Regions from separate parts of the Homo sapiens genome. Here all the other regions are linked to region 3. Evidence: chromatin contacts called from ENCODE Hi-C or POLR2A ChIA-PET data. All regions are on one chromosome and are shown on one strand. The core of a region is the stretch at or near the end of the contact, and the rest is flanking DNA. Distances in the headings are between cores, read along the strand shown.

Region 1 (4,062 bases), core at 830-3,329, 370 kb before region 3:
GCTTGGCACCTCCAAGACAAGAGGAAAAGAGTCAATAAGAATGGCACTAAGACAAGGGGCCAGAACACATAGACAAGTCAATCAGTGCCCCAATCTCCATGACACTGAGGAATCTGGCCAGAGTGAGACACTTCCTGGTGTAAAACCCTGGTCTCCTGACCCTCTACCATGCTGGGGTGGGAGGAGAGGCTAAGGATCAGGGAGTTTCTTCAAGATACATGCTCAGAAATACCTCAGAGCCATCCAACCTGCTGCCGGGTCCCTGAAAAGATTTGAGCCTGGTACATTTTAATTCAACTCTGTATTTTCTGAAGCCAGAAACCTAGAATTACTCAGCTCTGGGAATACAGGCAATATCCCTGTCCTCAAGGAACCTAGGTTAGAAGGCCAGAAAAAGACACTGTTAAGATTCTTGGGAGTGAATGCTGGCATTCAGCTCAGTTTGCCAATGGGTCAGGAAAGGATTCCTGGGAGAGACAACACCTAGCTAGGATATGAGTGATGAATGAAAAATGATTAGATGGAAATGGAACAAAAAGGGGAATAGCTAATGCAATGGCTCCAAAGTGAGAAAGGGTTAAGGCATACTTGGTGTGGGATCTGGGATCTAGGTGAAAAAACAGGCGAGGATAGAGCAACAAAGAACCCTGAATGTTAGCCAAAGGGCCCAGACTTACACCCACTGTCCATGCCCATCTGTTTCTCCAGCTGCTGCTGTTCATGTGTGGAGCTGGAGTGGGGTGGGGGAATCTCCCTGCCCACCAGAAGTTCTGTTTTCAGTCTCTAGACAGGGTACTCAGCAACCCATTTTCTAGCTCCAGAGGCATGGAGACCTAATCAAGAGTCGGACTTTTCTTCAACAGAAACTAAAAAGCTGATGAGTAGCAGGTGCCAATGACATCTCTCTAGGCAACCAGGCAGACCAGGGACCAGGAAGCCAGACCAAGATCCCAAAGTTTAAGGACAATGGGAGCCAAAGGCTGCAAGTAGGATGGTGAGTCAAGGGGACATTAGCGGTATGCACTGTCCTACCTAAGACTTGGAGGGCCACAGACCTCAGTACAGCCCAGATGGAGGTGACTGAGAACACCTAACTACTCCCAGACTTCTTTAAAGAAGCTGTGGACATCAATCATAACTAACATCTAATACCCAACCCAACACTGAGGGTTCCCAGAAGCAAGAGGCAGCTCCCCAGCTGCACCAGAGCATTAAAAGATCAGCCAGGATCAGGCAGGTCCCTCGGGCCATGAGGCCCGTCTGTGTAGTTTCTTCCCACCGCTCTAATGCAGCAGATGAAGTCTTCAGAATACCCTGGAGGAAATGCCCTAGGGCTCTTTGTTTGGAAACATTCTTGGATCCTCAGGTGTCTTGGGCACTTCCCCTCCCCAGAGACCGTTCTCCAAGCACAATCCTTGCACATGACTTTAGTTCTTTATTAATGTTTTTTGAAGGGATGTAGTTCCCAGAGCTGTGAACTGTAGAAGAGAGAGGGACCTATTTCCCACCCTCACACGCGCCCCAGCGCAAATATTTGGGGTGACCTGGGGGCTCTTCCACCCAGGTTAGGCTGGGCTCTTGGGAGGGGTTTTCTGGGCTTTCGAGAAGCTTCGGAAACAGAGGCTCCTGCCCGGCCTCCGACTTCCCTTCACACGTGCCCCCGGGGAAGGCAGGAGAAGTTGACGGAAGATAGGGCGTGAGAGAGGCGCCACACAGGCAGACCGGGGGAGGGGGCAGATCGGGGCCCTCAGGCTGGGAATGCACGTCCTTAGGGCCCAAGCCGTGAGGCGGGGGTCACTGAGGCAGCGAAATGTACAGGGTGAACGGTGCTAGCCCTACCGGGACCGCACAGCCCCAGGGTGGGGTCGCTGGGCGCGGGGTGGGGGTGGGGTGGGGGGTCTCGGCCAGGCCGGCGGAGGACGCGGGTCCGGGAAGAGTTGGCCGCTTGCCCGTCCGCCCTGCCGCCTCGCGGGCCGCCCCTCCGCGGCGCGGCTAGGCCCGCGGCTCCAACCTACCGGCGCCGCCGCGGGGACCCAAGACGCGCCTCTGCGCCGCCTCCGCTGCTCCAACATGGCCGCCCGCTGCGCGCCGGAAGTGCACTGCGCTTCCGCTTCCGGGACCCAGCCCGCCCTACCGACCCTTGACCCCTGAGACCCCATTTCCCCACAAAGTCTGGGGGCGGAGCAGATTGGGTACCAAGGAGGACTGCCTGGAGGTGGTGGCCGCGGTGACTGCTCCAAACCCGTTCGGCCCTGTGCAGAAGTCTGAAGAACAGAGGTGCCCTCTGACGCGGCCCCAGGCAAGGACTCACTAGAGCCCGGCCAAGACTGGATTAGGGGTCATCTGACACCTTTTCTGAGGGGAGCTAGTGGTGCATTGACATCTGGGAGGGGCTCCTGACAAGGTTCAGGCCATCTTCCACCCTCTGATCTATCTTTAGCCACTGACAATGCCCACTTCAGTCCCAGACACCTGACCAGAGGGTGAAAGAGGAGTGCCTCCTGACAGGGAGTCTCAGGTGATCTCCTTTGTTTTGCAGTAAGGGTATCTTCTCCGAGGACAGCAGGCCTTCCTCTCTTCCTGAGAATAGGGCCTGTGGCACATGGCATGAAAGGCTGGTGTGCACGTGATCACAAGTGGTGCACGCAAGCCCAAGCGCACATGGAGTCTGGGGGCTCCAGTATACCACTGTGGGCCTGAGTATACTTGCTCAGGCAGGTGGGGGCAGGTATAGTCACTGGCCCAGCCTCAGCCCCTCAATGGAAGGAAGTCCTGCTTCCAGTCTTAACACTGCCCAGAACCCCTTTCCTTTTGCCTAGGAGTCTGGGACCTCAGTCTTTTTATCCATGCTCTTGGGCTAGTACGGGGTGGTGGTTATAGGACACAGGTCAAAATCAACCCTAGGGGTCTGTGACTTCAGTGAGAGGTCAGAGTGGTCTCCACAGCTCTGACCAAAGGTCCCATTAGTCAGAGGTTTGCAAGTCCAGGTTGGGAACCATCCTGGGAGCCCTGGTTTCATGGATGAGGTAGTGGGGGCATTTGCACTAGGGTCAGAGCCTGAGCCAGGAGGCAGAAATATTGCCACAACTCTTGGACTCTGACCCTTGCAGTGGTGCCTTATTTGGTAGTTGGGGTCAGGTGGAAGCCTATTGGCAATCACAGGAGGGTGGCGGGATGCTTCATTTAGGGACTGGGTACTAGCCCTTTTTCCTGCCCTTTTTCCAACCAGGATCCTCTGGTTGCTCTGTATTTTCCCTGCTTATACAGAGGGGTCCAGGCACTCCTAAAGACAAGTGCCTAGTCCACCCAGCAGTGCCATAGGCCTCATCTGGTGCCTCTTAGCTTCCCAGGGCCTCAGCACTAATGGTGAGGTCCTCGCTGCTTTTAAGTATAGCCAAGGTATCTAGCAGGAACTGCAAAATCTCCTGTTCCTCTGGGGTCAGTGCTTCTAGCCTTTTTTTCCTGGTGGAGAGAAAGCAAGAGTAGGGTCCCAGGGGCCAGGATCTCATGGGGTGCAGTCAGGAAGCCCCACCTTGGTGCCCCCAGTCCCCAGCTGTGGGTGAGTCCAGTCTCTGGCCGTCCATGGTTGAAGATTGACTGTTCACTTATTCAGGACCGATTCAACCAGTTACCTTCTGCAGCTTCTCCAAAGCCGGCAGTGTTGGCCTCCTGTGTGCAGGTGGGCCATGGCTGTGCAAACAGAAACCCCTTCCATGGAGAGCCAGAGCCCATCCTCCAGGGATAGCAACAGTACAGTTATATCCAGACCCCTCTCTGGTGATGTTCAGCTCAGAAGTTAGGGCAAATGGAAAACCAGGAAGGGTAGGTCCATCCTCCGGCTGTGCTGTGTCCCTTCCAGACATGAGAACTGGGGAAATGATAGAGATTAGGGATAAGGATCATGGGGGTACCTAGCTCCCTTTGGGGGTGGTAGGGCCGAACTTTTTGCCTCCTGGTGCCCAGTATGCCCTAGATGGAACTCTTTGGGAGCGCTCATCAGAGTGCAGTCTGACTTGACCTGGACTCTAGTGGCTGCTGAGCCTACAGGCACAACTGGGACCA
Region 2 (4,441 bases), core at 831-3,330, 260 kb before region 3:
TGCCCAGGCTGGAGTGCCATGGCAAGATCTCAGCTCACTGCAACCTCTGCCTCCAGGATTCAAGCAATTCTCCTGCCTCGGCCTCCCAAGTAGCTGGGATCATAGGCGCGCGCCACCACGCTCGGCTTATGTTTGTATTTTTAGTGGAGACGGGGTTTCACCAGACCTCAAGCGATCCACCCACCTCAGCCTCCCAAAGTGCTGAGATTACAGGCGTGCCACCACACCCGGCAAGGCCTGCACTGCTTATGAGTACCAATATAAATATTTGTGGAGTTGAAAGGAAAAAAATTCTTGTGGAGTTGAACCAATTAAATGGCCTCTTTATCCCCTTCCTATGAAGCAGCCAAGATGGCAGAACTTTGAAGTTTTTTTTTTTTTTTTTTTTTTTTTTTTTGATACGGAGTCTCGCTCTGTCGCCCAGGCTGGAGTGCAGTGGCGTGATCTCGGCTCACTGCAAGCTCCGCCTCCCGGGTTCATGCCATTCTCCTGCCTCAGCCTCCCGAGTAGCTGGGACTACAGGCGCCCGCCACCACGCCCGGCTAATTTTTTGTATTTTTAGTAGAGACAGAGTTTCACCGTGTTAGCCAGGATGGTCTCGATCTCCTGACCTCGTGATCTGCCCGCCTCGGCCTCCCAAAGTGCTGGGATTACAAGTGTGAGCCACCGCGCCCGGCCTGAAGTTTCATCTCATACATTCATCCCTTCTCCAAGTCAAGGTGCCTGGGACCAGGCAATTTCAAGTTACTCGGGAGAAGAAAAAGTCTAGAAGAGACCTGGTGATGGTCCAAAAAGATCTGGGGTAAGAGCGGGGAGCAGAGGCAAAGATGAAGCCAGGAAGTAGGGCCCAGCCTTCAATTAAGCCTCTCCCTAATGTGGGCAAAGGAGGGTATCAAAGGCCCCAGTGTCCAGATTCAAACACAGGAGTTAAGATGGAATTAAGACTTTTGTTTCTGCAACTTAAAAAATAAGGTTATTTTTAAAACCCGGTTATTTTACATCCACTACCCCTTTGGGTACTGCAAAGTGGTTTCCATGACTGGTTTTTGACATCAACGATTGACAACTAGCCCCTCAACTGGAACATATACACAAAATATAACTGTTTCCTAGGCCAGATTCTGAAGAATGTCTGTCAACTCCCCAAATGCAGTCACAGAGCTGCCAAGAGGAGGCAAGAGCACTGTCATGAACTAAATCTAGGATCTTCAACAACTTTTTCAGAAACAAGAATCCCCTTAATTGTAGCTGTTAAACCATCAAAATTAGAATCACCTTAAATTTTCTTTTCTCCAGTTTTCCCCCTCTCCTGCAGTTCTCCAAGACTCTCTTTCAGGTGCCAAAATGGAGGAATGCATCAATACATTTTCCTTGCTGGTTAGAGGTTTTCTCTCGGGGCACAGAGCATGTGGTTTTGCATTTACCGGGGCATGGTTTGTTGCAAAGGCAGGGTTCTCATTCTCAGGAGCACATGGGACAGCAGCAAAAGGAGCAGCAGAAGAGCAGGCTGCCAGAGGATGTCTTCTGCAGAGGAGCCTGTGCACGGGCAGCGAGAAGGAGAGCGGCGCGGCGCTCAGTTCCAGCCTCTGCTGGCCTGTGCACTCCTGGGAATAACTAACTCCTTCAAAGGCCCGGTCAATGGCTGCAGTCAGTTCCTTTCTGCATCTTCTTAGTTTTTCAGACATTTCTCCTAAAAGCGACCATGTCTTTATGTAATGCATTGGAAATGCACAGGACAACACAATAATGTTACAAATGAGGCTGCAAACTACCCCTGAATGGCCACGATTTCCTGGAGCTTGGCCCTGGCTATAGCAGGACCCACAACCCTCGGGCTTTCCTCCTGGAGTAGGCGGTTCTCGGCTCTCGCGGAGGAACCCGCCATCTGCCAGAAGCCCCAAAGACGCCCCGCCCCACTTCCCACAGCTTCCTGGCCCGCCCCGCCGCTGCCTCCCGCCCCACCGCGGCTCCCAGGCCGCTGGCCCTACCGGCACCCCCCCTTTGGCGAGTCGGCAGCCACGTCCTTGTCCTCACCCGCAGCGCAGTGACGCCGACCCATCCAACGGTCATCGCATGCGCGTGCCCCGCGCAGGCCCCAAACCCCCACGGATTAGGTTGAAGGTCAGACAAAAAATCCCGGACCCATACGTCCGGTTCCTTAAGGCCTTGCCCACACGCAGCGGCTGGCCCCGCGGTGGGAGTGGGGACGGGGCTTTCGAATGGGGGCCCCGGGAAGAGTCTTGGCAGGGATGAGGAAAGAACCCGTTCTAGAAAGCATCTGGGTAACACCAAAATGTATTACTACCCTAAATCGCCATGAACTGGAGCCCTTTCCCGGCTAACTCCCACAAAGATTTCTGTTCTCAAGCCAACATGGAAACAACTAGACGGGACACAGCACCGGGCAGTTTTATGTACTGACTTCCTTTAAGCGTTATCTAATAAAAAGTGTGTTATCTAATAAAAGTTCCACACAGTATTTAACCGTCTTAATTCATCTAGGGTAGCAGGGGATATAACAGAACTGCTGGGTTCCACAGGAGGTTGAGGGGCCAGGATCCCCAACACTAGATATCTTCCTTAGCGGGGAGAAAGCTGGAAATTACAAGATGACTCAACGGAGAAATGGGCTTCAGTGGGTAACTTTCAGAAAATTATAAACCCATATCAGTGCACATAGCGAGGGAAAGGGGAGTTTACTTGAGGTTTGGGTTACTGTGAGCAGACTACTTGGGGTGACTAGTATTGGCATCAGAACCAGAAATCCAGGCGCTCAGGGCAGCCCTGCAGGTGGGGTGGGTCTCCAGGCTGCTCCATACTCAGCGCCTGTGTTCCTCTCCATTCTTCGGGATCCATCAGACATACTCCATTGAGTACCCCCATCCCACCCCCTTTTCAGCTTCACAGGTTTCACAGAAATTTCTCACCACCTGTTTAAAAATAAAAATAATTCAGCCTCTTGACATAGCTTCTTCTAGGTAAACGGTCTTCTTTTTTTTTTTTTGTTTCCTTCTGCTCATAAAAGAAGGGTATTTCCTTGTCTGGTTTTTAGACAGAACACTAGCAGTCTGCAGAGTGTCAAAGATGTTCTCCTGGGGGATTACACTGGCGCTACAGGGTGGCAGGATCGTGGAGTCAGCATTAGTTGGTGTCCATGCTGCAAGCCTCATCATCCCCAAAGCCCTGCTGAGAGCTGCTTGGTCGTGTCCCTCCATCAGAGGAACCAGAACTGCTAAGTGAAGGTGTCTTATAAAATTCATCATCTCGACGTTGGTAAAATAGCACATAAGCTGCTTTAGTCTGAAATACAAGAGGGGGAAAGACCATTCAGTGCTTGGAAAAATCACCCATTTTCCCCAGCTTTTCTCTAGCTGTCCAAAACCCTCAAGGATCTGCCATATCCACACAGAGGAGACCCTTCCACCTGAGGATGGCTGCCCCTGCCAGGCAGCAGGAAATGGAAGGAGCCTTGTGCAGAGAACTCTGAGGAGAGCTGAGCTTCTCATTTATGAAGGTCCCTGAAGGAATGCCAGCCAGCTCTGTCACACCTAGCTCCCACTATCACATCAGGATGATGAAATAACCAACTAGCCTGATAGAGGCTCTTCCCAGCTTTAATCCATAACGACATGAGGAAGAACCACATATCATGGCCTACTCACCACTATCTGATCCTCAGAGGCCAGGGACACGTTGCTATCATCAAAGTAATACCATTTACCATTCAGTTTGTTCTTCGCATATGCAGTGTCTGCCAAGTCAACAAAGAAAATACTCTAGCGGTCTCCAGAGAATTAATCTGGCTAGCTTATTAGGCTTGCACTAAATAAACACAAAAATCCCCAAAACAAAACCCCTGAAATTAAAAAAGTTTACAGTGTGTGTCTTAACAACCAAAAAACAACTCACCTTCTTTTCTAATCTGTTCCTTCTCAAAAAGGATCAAAAGGCTAAAAATGGAGCTGTCAGGGACCAAGATTTTAAACTATAATTTTGGGAAACTAATAGAAAAAACAGAGCTATTCAGTGCCAATCTTCAGGATGGCTATGTGCAATAATCCAAAACCAGGGAACCCATAAAAGGAGCTGAAACTTCTAAGATTTAAGCAAAACAATAGCTCTCACAAGGACATGCCAAGTCAGTCTCCCCCATTGCATCTAGGCAGGTGGCTACTAACATCAACAGAATGCTTAGTGCCTCGGGAGCCTACAGAATAATCCCAGTTAGAGGAACATTGGGTGTTTGGGTTTGCAGAGCTGGGATGTGAACAACATACCTTAGTCTCCATATCCAAAAAAAAAAAAATTTATCTTTCTCTAAAACTAGGAGTCCAGAGTCTGTGGTTAGGTAACAGTTTCCCACAATGATTCAAGCATTTCCCAGAGGCAATGCTTCTTGTCTTGACTTTACACTATTCCCAAGCAGGATGTGTTTATTACA
Region 3 (4,359 bases), core at 1,519-4,018:
GGCACTGCCTTAGGCCTAGATCTTTGAGCTAGTCTTGGGATAAGGGCTGTTAGCTGGAAAATCTTGTGGTGTGTCTAGGCCAGCCTGGCCTCTAGAATACTACCACCAGTTTGGGACCGGGCGCGGTGGCTCACGCCTGTAATCCCAAGCACTTTGGGAGGCCGAGGCAGGCGGATCACGAGGTCCGGAGATGAGACCATCCTGGCCAACATGGTGAAACCGTCTCTACTAAAAAATATAAAAAAGTTAGCTGAGCGTGGTGGTGGGCGCTTGTAGTCCCAGCTACTCGGGAGGCTGAGGCAAGAGAATGGCATGAATCACGGAGGTGGAGCTTGCAGTGAGCTGAGATTGCACCACTGCAGTGCACTCCAGCCTGGGCAACAGAGCGAAACGCTGAGACTCTGTCTAAAAAAAAAAAGAAAAAAAGAAAAGAATACCACCAGTCTTGGGGGGGCTGGAGGCTCCACACTACTTACCTCATTGTAGCCCACAGCCTCGCCTCCCCTTGTTGCCCACAGGTTGAACAAGCTCCTAGGAGAGGCCCTTTCCTAGCTCCCCTAAAGCAAAGAAGGCCCAATTCAAGCATCAGTCTTTCAAGAGTGAGCTTCATTTCTCTATTTCTTTTCTTTTCTTTTTTTTTTTTAGAGACTGAGTCTTGCTCTGTCGCCCAGGCTGGAGTGCAGTGGCACAATCTCAGCTCACTGCAACCTCCGCCTCCTGGGTTCTAGCAATTCTCCTGCCTCAGCCTCCTGAGTAGCTGGGACTACAGGTGCATGCTGCCACGCCTGGCTAATTTTTTGTATTTTAGTAGAGATGGGGTTTCACCATGTGACCCAGGCTGGTCTCGAACTCCTGAGCTCAGGCAGTCCACCCACCTCAGCCTCCCAAAGTCCTAGGATTATAGGCATGAGCCACTGCACTCGGCCTATTTCTTTTTTTCTTTTTTTCTTTTTTTTTTGAAAGTCTTGCTCTATGGCCCAGGCTAGAGTGCAGTGTTGTGATTTTGGCTCACTGCAACCTCTGCCTCCGGGGTTAAGGCGATTCTCATGTCTCAGCCTCCCAAGTAGCTAGGACTACAGGCACGTGCTACCACACCCAGCTAATTTTTGTATTTTTTTTAGTAGAGATGGGGTTTCGCCATCTTGGCTAGGCTGGTTTCGAACTCCTGACCTCAAGTAAGTGATCCTCCCGCCTTGGCCTCCCAAAGCGCTGGGATTTCCTTTTTTTTTTTTTTTTTGAGACGGAGTCTCGCTCTGTCACCCAGGCTGGAGTGCAGTGGTGCCATCTTGGCTCACTGCAACCTCCGCCTCCCAGGTTCAAGCGATTCACCTGCCTCAGCCTCCCAAGTAGCTGGGACTACAGGTGTGTGCCACCACGCCTGGCTCATTTTTTGTATTATTATTATTATTATTATTATTATTATTATTTTGAGATGGAGTCTTGCTCTGTCACCCAGACTGGTGCAGTGGCCCAATCTCAGCTCACTGCAAGCTCCACCTCCTGGGTTCATGCCATTCTCCTGTCTCAGCCTCCCGAGTAGCTGGGACTACAGGTGCCCGCCACCACGCCCGGCTAATTTTTTTGTATTTTTAGTAGAGACGGGGTTTCACCGTTTTAGCCAGGATGGTCTCGATCTCCTGACCTTGTGATCCGCCTGCCTTGGCCTCCCAAAGTGCTGGGATTACAGGCGTGAGCCACCGCGCCTGGCCTGGGATTTCAATATCTTAAAAATCCAAATCCATTGGTGACTCTTTCCCTGTTTTGCTCACCTTCCTCACAACTACCTTGAGGCAAAGTCACTGAGGCCCAGAGAGGGCAAGGGAGTTATTGGTCTGGGTCTTGTGGCTAGTGTGAGGCGTGTTCAGTTCTAAATATGACCCAAACACTTTAGGTTTTATTATTATTATTATTATTATTATTATTATTATTATTATTATTACTACTACTACTATTATTATTTTGAGACAGCGTCTTGCTCTGTCGGCCAGGCTGGAGTGCAGTGGCACCATCTCGGCTCACTGCAACCTCCACTTCCCGGATTCAAGCGATCCTCCTGCCTCAACCTCTGGAGTAGCTGGGATTACAGGCATCCGCCACCACGGCCGGCTAATTTTTGTATTTTTAGTAGAGACAAGGTTTCACCATGTTGGCCAGGCTGGTGTTGAACTCCTGACCTCAGGTGATCCACTCACCTCGGCCTCCCAAAGTGCTGGGATTACAGGCGTGAGCTACCGTGCCCGGCCAGGTTTAATTCTGATGATGAAATTCTGTTCCTGTTGTAGAGCAGCAAAGAATTATTTGAAGCACCTATGGAGAAATGCTGGGTACCATTTCCCTGTGGGGACCCTAGAAGATCTAGAGGAGGTTCGGCAAGAGGTTCAAAGTGGGGGCTCCCATCAGCTGGAGTTCGGGTGCTCCTGCAGGAGGGGCCCTCCTAAGGACAGCCTAGGGCATGGGCAGCATGAAGACCGGGTTGCTGGGGCCCTGGTTAGCCCCACTACCCCCAGTTTTGGTGGCGATTATCCTAGAGTCTCAGTTCGGGTCAGACGAATTGTTCTGTCCATGTCCCTGTGAAGGCTCCGTGTGGCGAGACGCAGGGCCTTGGGCAGGTTCGGGCTGGGGATAGGGAGAGCTCCCAACCTTGGTAGTGGCTCCAGATGCCCCCCAGGTGAGCCCAGCAGAGTGGACTGCCAGGAGCAGCTCTGGGCCGAAGAGGGAGACAGTGTCCGCGGCCTCCCAGGAGGTGGCGCCAGAGGATTAAGTCGCCAGCGGTGGGCGGGGCTGAAGAGTCGGGCTGTGGGCGGGGCTAATAACGCCGCCAGCTCCCGGAAAGCGCTAGCCTCCGGAGGCCGGCCGTGGGTCGAGCTGAGGCCGCTCGGGAGCGGACGAAAATCTCCGGCAGCGCGGGGCCGAGCGGGGCTGTGGGCAGGGCTAAGGCCGTGGGGCCGGCGGGCGGGCGGGGCGAAGCCCGCGAGTAGCCCAACCGCGGGGAGCCAGTCCGAGCGCGGCCGCTAGCTGGTGGTGTAACTAGACTTGTCTTCTCTCCACCACTGCCGCACAGTCCCTGAGGGCATCGGGGCGAGTGTAGCTGCAACTGGGGAGCCTGTGATTCGCCAGTGCCCTTCTCCCTAGGCAAGGGAAGCGAGCAGGCAATAAGAGGGGCGAGTCTGGGGCCCAGGCTTCCGCTACCGAGACCCCAGTCAGCAAACCTTTAATTCAGAGGTGGGGAACCAATAAGGAGCCCTCCTGTGCGTACTCCCTCGCCTTAGCGTTTGCCTGCCTCCAGGCCCCGTGCCCCGCGGAGCCAGCGCGGGACCTGCACACGGTATAGATAGAGCTCAGCGCTTGCAGGGCCTCTCTGTCTCTCCTTCCTCCAGCCAGAGAGCTCCTGAGGGCACCGCCTAAAGGGGGTAGCCTGATAGGGTACTGTGAGATCTGGGAGGGTACTGGATGGAGATGAGGTGCCTCCACTTGTGTGATTGGGTCCCCCTGCTTGGCACTAGAAGCAGACGTGGGATGAGGCTGCTGGCGACTTACTCTTTCCCTGAGTGGGGGTACCCTGAAACCCCAGGAAACACCTTTCCCAAAGCAGTCTTCACAGCTCTAGGCATGCATTGGAACAGCAGGGACATCCAGTTGGGAGCTGGCCAGGGCCAGGGCTGAGGGTGCTGTTGTCTTCTGTCCGCATGGTGTCGCATCCTTAGGCTATAGAGGGCAAAACCAAGTTTGGAGCCTGCCAAAATGGTCCAGAGCTCACGCCAGACCAGCTCCCTTTCTAGGGAATTGGAGCCAGTAGTCTAGGATCACTTCCCACTTCCGTTGCAAAAGGTCTTGAGAGAGGCCGGGCCTAGCGGCTCACGCCTGTAATCCCAGCACTTTGGGAGGCCAAGGCGGGTGGATCACCTGAGGTTAGGAGTTCAAGACCAGCCTGGCCAACATGGTGAAACCCCGTCTCTACTAAAAATGCAAAAACTAGCCAGGTGTGGTGGTGCACACCTGTAGTCCCAGCTACTCGAGAGGCTGGGGCAGAAGAACCGCTTGAACCCGGGAGGTGGAGGTTGCAGTGAGCCGAGATCTCGCCACTGCATTCTAGCCTGGGCGAAACTCTGTCATACAAAAACAAAAACAAAAACAACAAAATCAACGTTCAGTTGGGACTTACTGACATTATAAAACCTAAACAGTTAATTTTCTTCTGCACCGTGGCCTGGCCACAGTACAAACTGGATAATGTCAGTTACTGAGTTACTGGCCGGAAAGTGGCACTTTCAAGCCCCAACTTCAATGCAATCGTTTTTTTTTTTTCTTTTTTTTTTTTTTGAGGCGGAGTCTCGCTCTGTCATCCAGGCTGGAGTGCAG

Evidence for each region. A loop is a pair of places that touch in the nucleus more often than their neighbours do. ChIA-PET counts read pairs that join two places held with the same protein, here RNA polymerase II (POLR2A). Pooled maps may share reads with other maps.
Region 1: a loop to region 3 is called in a pooled map, with 12 times the contacts of the local background. The contact joins the promoter of CCDC71 here to the enhancer-like site in region 3. A Hi-C loop is called at or near these places in 5 of 50 pooled maps. POLR2A ChIA-PET finds 5 or more read pairs at or near these places in 2 of 52 experiments (H1 and Panc1).
Region 2: a pooled map shows a loop between it and region 3 (5-fold over the local background). The contact joins the promoter of C3orf62 here to the enhancer-like site in region 3. A Hi-C loop is called at or near these places in 5 of 50 pooled maps. POLR2A ChIA-PET finds 5 or more read pairs at or near these places in 2 of 52 experiments (GM12878 and activated CD8-positive, alpha-beta memory T cell).

Annotation. Positions count from the first base shown.
Region 1 is chr3:49,164,252-49,168,313 of GRCh38, forward strand. CCDC71 (coiled-coil domain containing 71) reads right to left here and starts at 2,080. Exons shown (of 2, transcript NM_022903.4): 1 at 2,016-2,080; 2 at 1-9. RefSeq lists silencers at 1,842-1,901, 1,922-2,001 and enhancers at 2,152-2,221, 2,242-2,361.
Region 2 is chr3:49,275,152-49,279,592 of GRCh38, forward strand. C3orf62 (chromosome 3 open reading frame 62) reads right to left here and starts at 2,081. Exons shown (of 3, transcript NM_198562.3): 1 at 1,276-2,081. The coding sequence starts at 1,721. It overlaps USP4 (ubiquitin specific peptidase 4), which reads right to left. Exons shown (of 22, transcript NM_003363.4): 21 at 3,663-3,751; 22 at 1,993-3,300. The coding sequence ends at 3,142. RefSeq lists an enhancer at 1,695-1,764 and a silencer at 1,905-2,104.
Region 3 is chr3:49,537,088-49,541,446 of GRCh38, forward strand. No RefSeq gene overlaps it. Among named protein-coding and RNA genes, the nearest start is that of BSN-DT, 15 kb to the right of the region's middle. RefSeq lists an enhancer at 169-669 and a silencer at 2,876-3,105. Within about 2 kb of position 2,769, at least 24 of the 41 ENCODE cell types and tissues checked have a DNase peak (open chromatin) inside an H3K27ac peak, as active enhancers do.